2 separate regions of the Mus musculus genome follow, and region 1 is linked to region 2. Evidence: chromatin loops called from intact Hi-C (ENCODE). Cell type or tissue: left cerebral cortex. All regions are shown on one strand. Each heading gives the region's core, and the rest is flanking DNA. Links, peaks and the distances in the headings are about the cores only. Region 1 has its middle 26 kb from the start of Serpinb3b. Region 2 has its middle 35 kb from the start of Gm24553.

Region 1 (2,920 bases), core at 315-2,814, 340 kb after region 2:
CCACATTACACAACAGAAGCAAGCCTGAAATTTCAAAACTTTTAGGTTCATTGATTCAAATAATTTGTTGTATGTTGTAAAACAGTGGCTCTACCAAAGCTGTGGGTGAGACTGTGTGAGAACCTATTCTGATGGACCATCTAGTGATTGCCATATCCAGGGATACATACCATAATCAGCTTCCAAACGCTGACACCATTGCATACACGAGCAAGATTTTGCTGAAAGGACCCAGATATAGCTGTCTCTTGTGAGACTATGCCGGGGCCTAGCAAACACAGAAGTGAATGCTCACAGTCAGCTATTGAATGGATCACAGGGCCCCCAATGGAGGAGCTAGAGAAAGCACCCAAGGAACTGAAGGGAACTGCAACCCTATAGGTGGAACAACAATATGAACTAACCAGTACCCCGGAGCTCTTGTCTCTAGATGCATATGTATCAAAGGATGGCCTAGTCGGCCATCACTGGAAAGAGAGGCCCATTGGACTTGCAAACTTTATATGCCCCAGTACAGGGGAACGCCAGGGCCAAAAAGGGGAAGTGGGTGGGTAGGGAAGTAGGGGGGTGGGTATGGAGGACTTTTGGGATAGCATTGGAAGTGTAAATGAGGAAAATACCTAATAAAAATAAAAATATAAATAATTCAGAATTCTGAAGATTCGAGATTTCTTCATTTACTTTGCAGTTTGATATTCTATATTAATATTTAACAAAGGGCACCTCTAAAAAGCATTTGTCTTCATATAATCTACATATTTATGTTGGTGTAATATCCAATTATAAAACACATTTGGGCAATAAGAGATAAAACTATCTGTGGGCCAGTTCTGTGAGCTTGAACAGTTTAATCACAAGTCTTTCATATTCGTGCCTTGTACACTATTTCTCCCATTCATTGCTCAATGATTGTTTAATATAAATGAATAATCCTTTGAAATTAAGTGATGGGAACCCAAGCCCAAGCCAAGCATCACAGGCAGGAAGAGTAAGCCTAGGATATGCCCCAGTCCAGCACCAGTTGGCTTGTGCAGGCAGACCTCTCCCAAGACAACCCCCAGACTGGTGCCACAAGCCTGGGCATATCATCTTTGAGTTGATGCCTGCCCAGTGACACCTGTGAAAGCTGGCAGGTCTTGGCACTCCTGAGAATACCCCAGATACACAGAAGCCTCGGGCTCAACTAAGATGAACAAACATGTGGTAGAGAAATGGAAAATAAAGAGAAGCAGAGAGATGTGGGAACAATGAAGAGAGGCAGAACTGGATGCTTGAGGTTATAACAGCTTGGTGTGAATAGCCAGTGATGCACCCTAAGGAAATGGTAAGGTTTTGGTGCATGTTACCACCATGGCTGAATCTATGGCCCTGCAGCATTGGGGGTCTGTTACCAACAAAGGCCAGGTAGATGGCCTTGGTCTGGGCTACTGCCTAGGGTCATTTTGATGCCTCAGAGCTGTGCTCTGCCCCTTTCCAGCTTCAGAAATTTGGATCTGCACCTGGTCCTGGTCCTGCTGGCAGGTGGACAGGTGAGTCAGCCTGAGAGCATGAGAATGGGAGAGCATTTCCTTCTTGTTGGCTGTAGCACTGGGAATGCTAGTTGAAACAGTGCTGAAGAGCTTTCCCTAGTGGTGTGGGTATGGGAAAGCTGGCTGGCTGACCAGGTCACTTACCACCCAGGCCCTGAATCAGGACTTTGAGTTGGCCCACCCCAACTTCTGCCCAATTGGTCAACTTCTGAAGCATGTGAAGAGTCCAGTCCTATAGATCCAAACCTCAGGACCTACATGACACAGGGCAATAACAGAATAGCTGAAAATGTCCCAATAAAAATCCAGTACTGATAATGTAGTGGAAGCCATAAGCCTTGAACCACAAAATGACTCATTGCAGTGAACATTAGCAAGTAAAAAAAATATGGACAAAGAGGTATACTATAAGACACATTATGACACACTACATTTTCCAGAGATTTTTTTCTCTCTGGTGGTTGGGGAGGTTGAAAAGTCAGAGGGTGGGTATGGAAGGACAGGAGATTAATGTAATTGTGGTGTGTGATGTGAAATTAACAAAGAATCAATAAAATTCGATAATTTTCAGGCAAATGGATGGAACTAGAAAAAAATCATCCTGAGTGAGGTAAGCCAGGCCCAGAAAGACAAACATGACACATGGTCACTCATAAATGATCATTAGCTGTTAAGTAAAGGAGAATCAGGCTACAATCCACAGCTGAGAGATGGTACCTATCAAATAGGGGGCAGGGGGAACGGTGCATGGATCTTCCTAAAAGAAAATAGAATAAATTTTGAGGATGAACTGGGCCAAGAAGGATTGAAAGAACCTAGTGGGAAATCCCCACTCATGTCCCAAGTAGGCGTGCACCCAAAGAATCACGAGAGACTGTCTTGATGCAAACACACAAGGTGGTTTAATGATGGAGCTCCTGGCCAACACGTATCTCACACAGGAGACAGAGGTCATCTACCTCGAGGCTCAAAAGTTAGGGGTTTATATAGGAAAAGAGTGGGGGTAGGGGAAGAATTTGTACAGCTACACACAAATGGGCAGTTTAAACATCAGTGAGCAGTATGTGATAGTAACTCTAAAGGGAGGGTGTTTATGTTGGTCAACAGGACATCTGGCTAAGCTCAAACCATATCAGCAGGTGGCCCATTACTCATCTGAGTTTGTCTAGAGATTGTCCTTGTGCATCTTTCTTATCTCAATGGCTATTTGTTTCCTGGGATGACTTTACAGCCTTGTTCTTTGCTCTAGGCCCAAAAAGTCCTCCTAACTAGCAAGCTGCATGAGTCATGGACCTTGAATTTTAATTTTCTTTCAGGATCAAGTAGAAATGTTGGATGGAGAGAGTGCTGGGAGAGATGACTAGATTTGGGTGCATTTAGGGGATATGTGG
Region 2 (2,920 bases), core at 227-2,726:
TATTTCTCTGTATATATTTGTACATGTGTATTCATGCATGTGTGTCTGTGTATATGTGTTTATGCATGTATGTATGTGCTGTGTGTCCTTTATAGGGAAGGGTGAACAGCCTTCATGGGTCTCTAACAAAAGCCCGCAGAGAAAGTACACTGGAAAAAGGATATTCTTTCAGAACAGAGACATTTGTTTTGTGCTATGTGTCTTTTTTGAGTTTAAACATTTACTTCATGAAGCCTGAGTGCAGTATTTAATTCTCAGAAACTGTTGGTGTTTACTAATATTAAGTCCTTTTGCCTTTTGCTCTCCCCACAACAGAAACATTTTAAGATTCTGGTCTCTATTCTTCTATTTGTCTATCTTCCAGCAAACAAACATTTTTCTTTTTCCTTTTCTTTTTGAAATTATAATTTAATTACAATATCTCTCTTTAACTTTGTTCCCTTCAAACACTTTCATATACCCTTCTTTTCTCTCCAACAAATTAATGGTCTTCTCTCACTAGTTGTTGTTACATGCATAGATATTGCTATAATCTGTTGAATTCATATAATGTTATTTTATGAAGGCATTTAGGGCTGACCATTTAGCAATAGACAACCAATTGGTGTGCTCTTCCCTAGGGAAGACCCTGATTCTCCTCCAGCTTTATGCAGTTTCCTATAGTTCTTTATGTAGTCTTGTAGACTTTTCCCCATCTCCCTTCGTATGTCCCCTGTTCTCATTCTTGTTCAGTTCATGTTTGGGCAGTCATGTTGTTGAGACTTTATAGATGTAGCTTCTGACATTGCTAGGAGACACAATCTCAACAAACAAACTACATGATCCTCTGGCTCTTACAATCTTTGTGCGCCATCTCCTGCAGTGATCCTTAAGCCTTATGTGAGGAAGTGTTTTGAAGATGAAGCCAAAGGGACTGGGCTCCACAACTCTGCATTTTGATTGCTGTGGTCTCTATTGAAAAGAGAATTTTTCATGGTGAGGGTGATCATTATATATATCTGTGGGTGTGAGAAGAAACATTTTTAGGTTGTTGGTAGGGATTATTCTGATTTAGTAAATCAATGGCTGTCTTGCTTATAGCTCTAAATACCTACAGTTAAAAAAATCAGAAATAGTACAACTGTCTTAACAAGTGGCAAATGCCTTTAATCCCAGCACTTGGGAGGCAGAGGCAGGTGGATTTCTGAGTTCAAGGCCAGCTTGGTCTACAGAGTAAGTTCCAGGACATCCAGGACTACACAGAGAAATCCTGTATCAAAAAACAAAAAACAAAAAACAAAAAAACAAAAAAAAGAAAGAAAAAAAGAAGAAAAAGAAAGAAAGAAAGAAAGAAAGAAAAGAAAGAAAAAGAGAAAGGGAAAAAGAAAAAGAAAAAGAAAAAGAAAAAGAAAAAGAAAAAGAAAAAGAAAAAGAAAAAGAAAAGAAAAAGAAAAAGAAAAAGAAAAAGAAAAAGAAAAAGAAAAAGAAAAAGAAAAAGAAAAAGAAAAAGAAAAAGAAAAAGAAAAAGAAAAAGAAAAAGAAAAAGAAAAAGAAAAAGAAAAAAGAAGAAGGAATACACAAGCCAGCATCATCCAAAAGGATTCTGGCAGGATCAGGTATGGGAAAGAAGCCCAGAGGGCCAAGAGAATGAATGAAAATATGCAGTTGTGGGGGAGGGAGAACAGTTGTGGGGGAGGGAGAACAGAGGCTGCTAGAAAGTCCCAGAGACCTGGGATGTAAGAGGTCCACAGGACTCAATGGAGATGGCTTTAGCCCAAATGCCCAATACAGGGAGATGAAACCTGAAGGTATCACCTCTAGACTGGAAAGGGGGTCAACATTTGGAATGTAAATAAATAAATAAATAAATAGCTGGGTCTTTAGAAAGTCTTCACTTCTGTGCATGGTGATGTAACTAGAGACTAAGAAAGCCAAAACATATCTCACACACACAAATAATCTCCTCTTTTTCTGACATAGACTCAATAAGAATATGTTACTCAGGAGAAATGCACAGTTTATTCAGACGCATCATGATCTTTCTCCCCAATCTTTCTGATTATGAGGTAGAGTGATGGCCATCTTCATGAGACAAGGTGATTGATCATTGAGAAGTATGATGAAAGCATCTTAAGTAGAATACCCATCCCAGAGGGAAACTTTACTACTGTGTCCTGACTGTATTGTACCCTACCTCTCTCTTGCTGTGATCGCTTAGTTATTCAGGAAAGAAAAAAATGTACTAGAAAGGTTTTCTCCAGATCCTTTGGTCTCTAAAGTATTTCAATCTGAAAGAGCTCCAGGTGGGAACGTTATGGGTTCAATTTAATGTTCTATTCATTATTTTTGGCATATTTTCTACATCACCCCTTGTCAGTTTTTAAATGTGAAGATCAAAAAGATTAATTCATAACATCTCATGTCAAAATTTTATTTTCATCTTTTGCCAACATTTTCTTAAAACAGAGATTCAGCATACCTCTGCCAGGACAGGACTGTACAGAACCAGCCTGGGGCAGCCTCCACATTTCCTGAGTAATGATGGCTGGGTAAGGGAGCCAAGCTCCCCTTAGCAATGGAACTCTTCGCTGTAGGGTTGGAGGCTGGACTCTGTGGATGGTGCTGGGTTTTTTCCACCCCGAGAGCGGATCCTGCTTATCAACTTTCTGATTTTATCAGTGTGCTTTCTACTTTGGTTATGGTTTGTTTAATTTGTTTGTTTTCTATATTTTAAACTATTTACTTATTTATCTATTTATTTGGTTTTGTTTGATTTGGTTTGATACTTAGTGGTTTGATTTGATTGGGTTGAGTTGGATTTGGTTTTGGTGTTTTAATATATGCTCAAGGCTGGCCTAGAGTTCTCAATCTTCCTGCCTCTGCACCCCTGGAACTACAGATGTTTTCCATCACTCCAGGATTCTTTCATTTACTCTTGTAA

Evidence for each region. A loop is a pair of places that touch in the nucleus more often than their neighbours do. Peaks named below come from ENCODE experiments on the same cell type or tissue, not always from the same donor. Only the 100,000 strongest peaks of a DNase experiment are listed, where the experiment ranks them.
Region 1: a loop joins it to region 2, with 3 times the contacts of the local background. A loop is called at or near these places in 6 of 42 quality-filtered maps.

Annotation. Positions count from the first base shown.
Region 1 is chr1:107,133,777-107,136,696 of GRCm38, reverse strand. No RefSeq gene overlaps it. Among named protein-coding and RNA genes, the nearest start is that of Serpinb3b, 26 kb to the left of the region's middle. In left cerebral cortex, for the core only: no CTCF peak of the experiment used is centred there; no DNase peak of the experiment used is centred there.
Region 2 is chr1:107,473,748-107,476,667 of GRCm38, reverse strand. No RefSeq gene overlaps it. Among named protein-coding and RNA genes, the nearest start is that of Gm24553, 35 kb to the right of the region's middle. In left cerebral cortex, for the core only: no CTCF peak of the experiment used is centred there; no DNase peak of the experiment used is centred there.